2 separate regions of the Homo sapiens genome follow, and region 1 is linked to region 2. Evidence: read pairs that join two places in POLR2A ChIA-PET (ENCODE). Cell type or tissue: OCI-LY7. All regions are shown on one strand. Each heading gives the region's core, and the rest is flanking DNA. Links, peaks and the distances in the headings are about the cores only. Region 1 overlaps UBE2K (ubiquitin conjugating enzyme E2 K). Region 2 overlaps PDS5A (PDS5 cohesin associated factor A).

The links. ChIA-PET counts read pairs that join two places held together with the same protein. Peaks named below come from ENCODE experiments on the same cell type or tissue, not always from the same donor. Only the 100,000 strongest peaks of a DNase experiment are listed, where the experiment ranks them.
Region 1: POLR2A ChIA-PET joins it to region 2 with 6 read pairs; 5 of 35 experiments call an interaction of 5 or more read pairs at or near these places.

The regions. Positions count from the first base shown.
Region 1 is chr4:39,752,257-39,757,638 of GRCh38, forward strand. It overlaps UBE2K (ubiquitin conjugating enzyme E2 K), which reads left to right. Exons shown (of 7, transcript NM_005339.5): 4 at 3,401-3,483. Among named protein-coding and RNA genes, the nearest start is that of UBE2K, 57 kb to the left of the region's middle. In OCI-LY7, for the core only: no CTCF peak of the experiment used is centred there; a DNase peak (open chromatin) is centred at 2,275; H3K4me3 peaks cover 685 bases; H3K27ac peaks cover 1,192 bases.
Region 2 is chr4:39,959,978-39,965,359 of GRCh38, forward strand. All of the region lies in intron 2 of PDS5A (PDS5 cohesin associated factor A), which reads right to left. Among named protein-coding and RNA genes, the nearest start is that of PDS5A, 15 kb to the right of the region's middle. RefSeq lists an enhancer at 2,007-2,066. In OCI-LY7, for the core only: CTCF peaks have their summits at 2,203 and 2,428; a DNase peak (open chromatin) is centred at 2,224; H3K4me3 peaks cover 1,285 bases; H3K27ac peaks cover 3,457 bases.

The DNA of each region.
Region 1 (5,382 bases), core at 291-5,290, 210 kb before region 2:
GTAGTTGGGACTGCAGTAGCTGGGACTACAGGCGCCCGCCATCACGCCTGGCTAATTTTTTTTTTTTTCTTTTTTTTTCTTTTTTTTTTTTTTTTTTTGAGACGGCGTCTGGCTCTGTCGCCCAGGCTGGAGTGCAGTGGCACAATCTCGGCTCACTGCAAGCTCCGCTTCCCAGGTTCACGCCATTCTCCTGCCTCAGCCTCCCGAGTAGCTGGGACTACAGGCGCCCGCCACCGCGCCCGGCTAATTTTTTGTATTTTTAGTAGAGACGGGGTTTCACCGTGTTAGCCAGGATGGTCTCAATCTCCTGACCTTGTGATCCACCTGCCTCGCCCTCCCAAAGTGCTGGGATTACAGGCATGAGCCACTGCGCCCAGCCACCATTTTAAAGTTATAAAATGCTGTGAATTCCTTGAGTTCTGACATTATGGCATATGCTTGTTTATGAATTGAACTCAATAGTAAATAGAGGTTGATTATTCAAAATTCAAAAATCCGAGATTTGAAATGCTCCAAAATCTGAAACTTTTTGAGTGTTTACATGTCACTCAAAGAAAATGCTCGTTGGAGCATTTTGGATTTCAGATTTTCAGATAAGAAATACTCAGCATGGGCCAAGCACTGTGGCCCACTCATGCCTGTAATCCCAGCAGTTTGGGAGGCCGAGAGGGGAGGATTGCCTGAGCCCAGAAGGTTAGGACTGCAGTGAGCCATGATCGCACCACTCCACTCCAGCCTGGGCAACGGGAGTGAGACCCTGTCTCCAAAAAACAGAAAGAAAGAAAAAGAAATACTCAACCTGTATTAAGATGTGAAATGTGTGGTTATATCTCTTACAAAGCAATGTTTGATGTGGGCTCAGTGGCTCACGCCTATAATCCTAGTACTTTGGGAGCCTATGTCGGGTGGATCTCTTAAGCCCAGGAGTTCAAGACCAGCCTGGGTAATATGGTGAAACCCCCAACACTATTAGAAATAAAAGAATTGGCTGGGTGTGGTGGTGTGTGCCTATAGTCACAGCTACTTTTAAGATGGATCACCTGAGTCTGGGAAGTTGAGGTTGCAGTGAGCCACAGCAGTGAGACCTTCTCTGGGGGGGAAAAAAGGGAGAAATGTTTGTTGTACATAAGCCCTATATTACTGTCTTACTTAGCTTGCATTGTATTTGATATTTAGCCTTATAATAACATTTTTGCCGTAATATTAAGTGCACATTCATTCCATGTGAGTCGCTTACATCTGGAGATGCTTTATTAAGTAGGATGGATACAGTGTCTTTTAGGGAAGACCGGACAAACAAGGCAGAAATCACAGAAGTGTAATTAATATACTATGACAAAGGAAACTGCAGGTGTGTGGAATAGATCAGGAAGAAGTGATATGGAAAGTGAAACTTGAAGAGTAGGAATTAGTTGGGAGAAGAGGGCACAGAGGTATGTTATTGAGAAAACAAATATGTATGAAGGCCCAGAACAGGGGAAAAGTTTAATATGACTTTTTGAGCAGGAGAGTGGAGTGTGGGATAGAGGTAAAAATTGAGATTTCAGGAGTAGTCTAAGGCCAGGTTAAGAGTGTGGGCTTGGCCGGGCATGATGGCTCCATGCCTCTAATCCCAGCACTTAGGGAGGCCGAGGCGGGTGGATCACCTGAGGTCAGGAGTTTGAGACCAGCCTGGCCAACATGGCGAAACCCCATCTTGCCATGTTGGCGCTCCAAGATCGCGCCACTGCACTCCAGACTCCAGCCTGAGCGACAGCGCGAGACTCCTTCTCAAAAAAAAAGAGAGAGAGAGTGGGCCCACATGAAGGGAATGAGAGGTCATTAATGGTCCTTAAAGCAGCATAGTGATGCAAATCAGATTTGTTTTAAAGGGCTCTCTTTAGTTTTGGTGCGGAAAATAAATTGGAGGGAACAGAAGGGAAGGCAGTAAAGTCAGGAGACTGTGTAGTAACCTAGATGATGAATGATTGTCTCCTTTAATGAGAAGGTGGATGGAGAGAAGTAGGTATCTTTGAAAGTAGTAAGATTATTAAGACTGAAAAGAATCAAGCATAGCAAGAATGAAGGAATGGAAAGTATCTTATTTTCGGTATTTTAAAGTCATTGGCGAATTAAAGTGCCTTTTTAGATTGAATATGAGTTAGCAGGAGGTAAGGAAGTAGAAATAGGTAGTGTAAACAAATCAAGAAGTCACAAAGAGAAGAGAGAAGTGGAAACTCTTAGCTTCTTTCCATAAATAGCTTAGGAGCATATATTAAAGAGTCCGTTTTTTTCCAGTTGGTCGTGTTCTGTTGCCCAGGCTGTAGTACAGTGGCACGATCACGGCTTGCTGCAGCTCAACCTTTCAGATTCAAGTAATCCTCATGCCTCAGCTCCCTAGTAGCTGGGAGTACAGGTGTGTGCCACCATGCCCAGCTAATTTTTTTATTTGTAGAGACATGGTCTCACTATGTTGCCCAGGCTGGTCTCAAACTCTTGGGCTAAAGTGATCCTCCCGCCTCAGCCTCCCAAAATGTTGAGATTACAGTGTGTGAGTGCTAATTTTTGTGAAGTTCTTAGAACATTAATTGGCACATAGTAATTAATCTACTAAGTGTCAAAGAATATGGGCTCAGCTGGTCATTGTCATATGTGTCAGAGATAGGAATACAAGATCCTCCAAAAGTTCATGAGTAAGAGCTGATGAACTCTTTAATTTCATGGTGTTCCCCTAGAGTTTTAGCATTTTCACTTGTTGGTTTGTTATTCTTCCATAATGAGACAAATAATGAGATGATTGGACTCAGAATCTGGAATCAGATTGTGGGAGTTTACATTGTGCTCTGTTTAGCTATTTAATTAGATTTCTTAAACTCTAAGCCTTAGTATCTCCTCAGTGTTTGCTACATCATAATAGGCATTTCAATAATAAGAATTTGAGAAAAAATTCTACAGAAAAATTAAGAGAAGCACAGCCACTTACTATTTGTGCTTCCATTCACTGGTTTTACTTACTTTTTTCCTCAAACCTATTCTGCACCCTGCCTCACATGAAGAAAAGTGCCATTTACTATTTATGTTTTTATTTTATGTACTATTTTATTTACCAAAATGGATTTTATTCTCTGTTGTATTCTCATAGCATCTACCATTATTCTAGGTAAATTGTAAGCTCCTAGTAATTGTTGGGTTTGTTTAAAGGCGGAACATTTATTAAAGAGTTTGAAAACAACATATGTTAGTGACAACATTCAGCTTACTGGATCCTTTGTCTTCTACACCCCTTCTTTCACCTAGGCAAAATGATGTAATAGATATAGGGACCTTTCTTTTTTTAGTTTGAAGATTTCATTTTCTTGTAGTTCTACTTAAACTGTTTTATTTCTGTTACTGAAAAACTCAAGTGTGCTTTATATTCTAGGTCCGGTTTATCACTAAAATATGGCATCCTAATATTAGTTCCGTCACAGGGGCTATTTGTTTGGATATCCTGAAAGATCAATGGTAAGAGATTTTGAATTCACCTTCTCTCCTTCTCATATGAATACCAAGACTGTAAGAGTGTTAAATGTGTAATTGCCTCAAAACATATATTATACTTTATCTTGTTTGGGCAGTAACTTTAAAAGTCTCTTAAGTGCATAACTGAAAATGCATTATAATTGAGATCACAATCCATATTTAAATAGAAACTTGTTAGATAATGTTAGATGCTAGCTTTACACTTTGAAAAGCCTTGGATTTCATTTGTTATTTTGGTAAATTTGATTCTTTGCTATCTTAAGAAGATATTTGTGAAAGACTAAAAAAGTAGAAAGTAAGTATTGAAGTAGTCATATCCCCCTTAGATGGAATGTAAGTTACAAAATTGTTGCAGGTTGTGTTAATTGAGCACAGTTAAGATTTTGGTTTATGAATTCTAACAAGGAGCACCTTTGTAGGTGATGTCTTCATTTGGATAGCGGTATTGTGCTTTCACTTTTTTTGTCTGATTTGCTCTGCACAGCATTAAATGTTTTAAGAGTTCCTACTCTGGAGCCACCAGGTTCACATCTTGGCTCTCCAGTTTACCAAGCTGCATGGTTATGAGCAAATTACCTAAAGTCTGTGTGCCTTAGTGTCCTCATCTGCAAAATGGGTTGATACCCACTTCATAGAGCTCAGAGGATTAAATAAGTTACTTTATGTAATTCCCTTAGAATAGAGCTTTGCTTTTGTTTTTGTTTGTTTGTTTTGAGACAGGGTCTTGCCCTGTTGCCCAGGCTGGAGTGCAGTGGCGCAATCACAGCTCACTGCAGCCTTGACCTCTAAAGCCCAAGTAGTCCTACCACCTCAGCCTCCCAAGTAGCTGGGAATACAGGCGCATACCACCACACCTGGCTAATGTTTGTATTTTTTTTAGAGACAGGGTTCCTGTTGCCCAGGCTGGAAGCTTTGTGTAGTCTGACAATGATAAAGATGATAGTTAATTATTTAGCACATGATTTTATAGATGGAAAAACTAAGACCAAAGGTATGAAAAGTAATTGGAGTGGGAGAAAACCATAAAACTAGAAAAAATCAATTAAGTGAGTGTCTATTATGACCTTTCCTTCTGATTTTACTCTTTTACAAGAGAAGGTATAACAGAACAAAATAGAACAGCAGTTGGTAAGAAGACTTGGAGCCAAAACTGTGTTTAATGGGCCCAGCCTGGCTGCCTAATCTTCTAAAGATTATATATTATTTTTGGTACTAGAATTTTTAAGCTATGTTTTTTTGGGTGTTTTTTTTTTGTTTTTTGTTTTTTGTTTTTTGTTTTTTTTTTGAGACAGAGTTTCACTCTTGTCACCCAGGCTGGAGTGCAGTGGCACGATCTTGGCTCACTGCAACCTCTGCCTACCGGGTTCAAGCGATTCTCCTGCCTTAGCCTCCCGAGTAGCTGGGACTACAGGCGTGCGCCATCATGCCCAGCTAATTTTTGTATTTTTAGTAGAGATGAGGTTTCACCATGTTGGCCAGGCTGGTCTCAAACTCCTGAGCTCAGGTGATCCACCTGCCTCAGCCTCCCAAAGTGTTGGGATTACAGGCATGAGCCACCACACCCGGCCTAAGCTATGTGATTGATTTGTTAAGAAAGGGGAGAAAAAAAGGTACCTGAAAGAAAATCAAATAGGAATGACAGTATTTAGTGTATGGCCAGTGGTTTACTTAGTAACTGGATGAACAGACTAGAGTTACAGGTTTTGTTTTGTTTTTTTTTTCTATTCCAGTAGTATATCTGAGTAAATCCTGTCCCTCAGTAGATCATCTCTTGGGATCTGGTTTCTTGATCTGTATTTCAATATATTCTATATTCCATATAGATCAAGACTTTCTAACATAAAGCAGTGTGGAATAGACTTACTTTTTATCTTCTCTGTT
Region 2 (5,382 bases), core at 142-5,141:
ACCAACTTGGGAGGCTGAGGCAGGAGAATCGCTTGAAACTGGGAGGTGGAGGTTGCAGTGAGCTGAGATCGCGCCACTGCACTCCAGCCTGGGCAACAGAGTGAGACTTCGTCTCAAAAAAACAAACAAGAAAACCACAAAAAGTAGCTGGGCGTGGTGGCACGCACCTGTAATCCCAACTACTCGGGAGGCTAAGACACAGAATCGCTTGAACCCAGGAGGCAAAGGTTGCAGTGAGCCGAAATTGTACCACTGCACTCCAGCCTGGGTGACGGAGTGAGACTCTGTCTCAAAAAACAAAAACAAAAACAACAAAAACAAAAAAACACATATATTATGGAAGTTACCAACTTTTAAAATATCACATAATACACAAAAACAATGATATGTGTATAAGTTCCAAAGGCTGAGGGATTCTGGGTCTAGGCACAATTGTAACTGTGTAGAAGCAAACTAGCTAGGAAGCTATGAATTAATGTCAAAGACCGAATGCCAACAGCAAGGGAAAGAAATTTAGAAAATTTCTTCATTATGCTTATGTTCAACTTTCTATTGCAACAGTTATCTTGAACATTTTTTTTTTTTAAGAGACAGGGTCTTCCTCTGTCACACAGGCTAGAGTGCAATGGTGCAATCCTAGCTCACTGCTCAGGTGATACTCCCACCTCAGCCTCCCAAGTAGCTGGGACTACAGGCACCTGCCACCATACAAAGCTAATTTTTTTTTTTTTTAACGGAGTCTCACTCTGTCGCCCAGGCTGGAGTGCAGTGGTGTGATCTCAGCTCACTGCAACCTCCACCTCCCGGGTTCAAGCTATTCTCCTGCCTCAGCCTTCTGAGTACCTGGGACTACAGGCACACGCCACCAAGTCCAGCTAATTTTTGTATTTTTAGTAGAGATAGGGTTTCACCATCATGGCCAGGATGGTCTTGATCTCTTGACTTCGTGATCCACTTGCCTCGGCCTCCCAAAGTGCTGGCAGTACAGGCGTGAGCCACCACACCCAGCCTAATTTTTTATTTTTTGTAGAGGTGGGGGTCTCACCGGCCTTGAACTCCTGGCCTCAAGCAATCCTCCACCTCGCTCTCCCAAAGTGCTGTGATTACAGGCATGAGCCACCACAACTAGCTAGAACTTTCTTGATCTGTTGTCTTCAGCAAATAAAAACTATCAGGATTTCATATATTGTAACGAACTGTAGAATTGATCCCTGAAAAGTATAATCTTGGATTTCATATATTGTAAAAACTCCACTCACTCCATTAATTTTATCTTTCTGCACCAGGGAATTCAAGAAATCTTTTCTTTCCTTTTATTTTTTATTTATTTATTTTTTTTGAGATGGAGTCTTGCTATGTCGCCCAGGCTGAAGGGTAGTGGCGCCATCTCGGCTCACTGTCTCAGCCTCCTCAGTAGCTGGGAGGCGCCCGCCACCATGCCCGCTAATTTTTTTTGTATTTTTGGTAGAGACGGGGTTTCGCCATGTTGGCCAGGCTGGTCTCGAACACCTGACCTCTGGTGGTCAGCCCACCTCGGCCTCCCAAGATGCTGAGATTACAAGTATGAGCCACCGTGCCTGGCCATCTTTCCTTTTTAATAGAGTCTGGGTCTCACTATTTTGCCCAAGCTGGTCTGGAACTACAGAGCTCAAGTGATCCTCTTGCCTTGGCCTTCCAAAGTGCTGGGATTACAGGCATGTGGCACCGCACCCAGCCATGTGGAAATATTTTAATGTGCCAATAACCTCAGCCAAACTGTTTAACAATTAACTGTGAAAATAAAAGCCAACAGAAATAAAATTCATTAATGTCCTTAAACCTGTTCTCTTACTGTGAGCATTATATAGATTTCTGATACAAGATATATAAATCATAGTATTGGCCTTCATACATGTCAATGTTACTTACTTCATATATGGTTTTTAATAAGCCTTAACCTAATTTCTATTTAATTCAAGATCTTCAATTAAGACCTAAGTGAGGCTTGAAGCTTTCAACATTATTTCTGTTATTAAAATTCTATCCCCATCCCTTCCTACCCGCATTTCTCCAAACTAAAAAGGTATCACTCAATTCTGAGTTTTTGTTTTTTTTTTTTGAGACGTAGTCTCGCTCTGTTGCCCAGGATGGAGTGCAGTGGCACAATCTCAGCTCACTGCAAGCTCCGCCTCCCGGGTTCACGGCATTCTCCTGCCTCCACCTGCCCAGCAGCTGGGACTACAGACACAGTCCGCCACGCTCGACTAATTTTTGTATTTTTAGTAGAGACGGGGTTTCACTGTGTTAGCCAGGATGGTCTTGATCTCCTGACCTTGTGATCCGCCCGCCTTGGCCTCCCAAAGTGCTGGGATTACAGGCGTAAGCCACCGCGCCCGGCCTCTTCCTGAGTTTTTAAGGAAATCTAGAGTTCTTACCCCACTGAACCTCAACATGACACTTATGTTTAATTATTCTCACACAGAACTACTCTTGTTGCCAGGAAGCAATAAGTTGGCTTCATTGGAAAACATTAATTAGCTTATTTGACTGCAAATTAAAAGTAGGCAGGTTGGGCGCAGTGGATCATGCCTGTAAACCTAGCACTTTGGGAGGCCGAGGCGAGCAGATCACAAGGTCAGGAGGTTGAGACCATCCTGGCCAACATGGTGAAACCCCGTCTCTACTAAAAATACAAAAATTAGCCAGGTGTGGTGACACAAGCCTGTAATCCCATCTAGTTGGGAGGCTGAGGCACGAGAATCGCTTGAACCCAGGAGGCGGAGGTTGCAGTGAACACACCACTGCACTCCAGCCTGGCAACAGAGCGAGACTCCGTCTGGCGAGGAAGAGGGGGAATTAACCAGAGGTCGTGGCACATGCCTGTAGTCCCAGCTACTTTGGAGGCTGAGGCAGGAGAATCACTTGAACCTGGGAAGTGGAGGTTGCAGTGAGCCAAGACTGCACCACTGTGCTACAGCCTGGGCGACAGAGCAAAACTCCACCTCAAAAAAACAAAAAATAATAAAAATGGTTAAGAGAGTAAATTTTATATGTTTACCACAATTAAAAAAAAAAAAATCAGGCCGACCTGGTGGCTCACGCCTGTAATTCCAGCACTCTGGGACACCAAGGCAGGTGGATCACTGGAAGTCAGGAGTTCAAAACCAGCCTGGACCAACATGGCGAAACCCCGTCTCTTTTAAAAATACAAAAATTAGGCCAGGCACAGTGGCTCACAGCTGTAATCCCAGCACTTTGGGAGGCCGAGGCAGTTGGATCACCTGAGGTCAAGAGTTCGAGACTAGCCTGGCTAACATGGTGATACTCCATCTGTATTAAAATAACAAAAAAATTTAGCCGGGCATGGTGGCAGGCACCTATAATACCAGCTACTCAGGGGGCTGAGGCAGGAGAATCGCCTGAACCTAGAAGGCGGAGGTTGCAGTAAGCCGAGATTGCACCACTGCACTTCAGCCTGGGCAAAAATAGCCAGACTCCATCTCAAAAAAAAAAATTAGCTGCACACAGTGGCCTGTAATCCTAGCCACTCTCAAAATAATAATAATAATAAAGCAAGGATTACATTTGCCAGTGGAAATAAACGGTTGACTGGGCACAGTGGCTCATGCCTATAATCCCAACACTTTGGGAGGTTGAGGTGGGTAGAATGCTTGAGCCCAGACTGGGAAACATGGCAAAACCCTGTCTCTTCAAAAACTATAAAAATTAGCCCAGCATGGTGGTGCATGCTTGTGGTCTCAGCTACTGGGGAGCCTGAGGTAGGAGGATCACCTGAGCCTATGGAGATCCAGGCTGCAGCAGTGAGCCGTGATCACACCACTGCACTCCAGCCTAGGTACCAGAGTGGGACTCAGTCTCAAAAAGCGGGGGTGGGGGAGAGGGAGCGTCAAGAAATAGATATATAAATTGATAAACAGAACACAAAGAAATTAGCTTTTTTTTCCCCCCCAGACCGACTCTCGCTCTGTCACCAGGCTGGAGTGCAGTGGAGCAATCTTGACTCACTGCAACCTCTGCCTCCCAAGTTCAAGTGATTCTCCTGCCTCAGCCTGAAATTAGCTATTTATAAAAATTGATTAACATACAGAATTCAAATTTAACTAACTAACAAACATGGTACTTCATATACTTTTCATGGGACAAAAAGAACCACAGAGAAATTCTGTAAAGGATACTGGTAAAGTAGCTCTGTATTTAGACTGTGTTTACAGTAGGGTAGTACAAATAACCTTATGGATGTTAGAGGAAATCCAGGTTTTGCCTGTAGAAGACAGAAATATGGAATGGAGGAAGCTTAGAAGTACTCTGTGCTAGAGGTTCAAATGGAGGTAACAGACTGAACTCATGGCTGACTGGCTGATTAAATTATGTAAATAAGGGGGATGTATTTCTCAGCCCTATATACTGAAAGGGCCTGAAGAAATTATATCATAATAGCAATGCAAGCCAGACTCAGAGGCTTATGCCTATAATCCCATCACTTTCGGAGGCTGAGGTGGGAGGATGGCTTGAGGCCAAAAGTTCAAGACCAGCCTGATCAACGTAGAGCGACCCCCAAAACTACAACAAATTTAAAAAGTACATGGTGGGGTTTTGCGCCTGTAGTCCCATCTACTCCAAAGGCCAAGACAAGAGGATCACTTGAACCCAGAAGGTGCAGTGAGCCGAGATTGTGCCAGTGCACTCCAGCCTGGGCTATAGAGCAAGACTCCATCTCAAAAAATAATAATAAAATATGCCCTGGTGTGGTGGCTCACACCTATAATCCCAGCACTTTGGGAGACCAGCCTGGCCAACATGGTGAAACACATAAAAATTAGGTGGGCATGGTGGCACATGCCTGTAATCCCAGCTACTTGGGAGGCTGAGGCAGGACAATCGCTTGAACTTGGGGGACAGAGGTTGCAGTGAGCCGAGGTCGTGCCACTGCACTCCAGCCTGGGTGACAGAAAGACTCTGTCTCAAAAAATAATAATAATAATAATAAAATAATAATTTAAAAGTACACATGGTTAGCATACTTTGACTTGTCACAAGAGCTCCTGTGGTAGACTAATCATGGCTACAAATTCTTTCCTGCTTCTATTGAGAGGTAAGGCTCATCTTTTTTCTCCCCTTGAGTATGAGCTGGGTTATGACAACAGTACTTTCTTTTAACCAATAGAGTAAGGTAGAGGTGATAATGCCATTTCTGGACCAATTTCTGGCAACCTCCTCCATGGTGTCTTGGAACCCTTAGCCCAACTACTCTGCTAGAAAGACTATGTGGAAAACCCTAAAACTACATCTTACAGAAAAGAACCCAGCTGGGTCCAGCCTTTCAGCTGTTCCCACTAAGGTATCAAGCGTTTAAGTAAAGCCACTGTGGATCATCTAGACCAA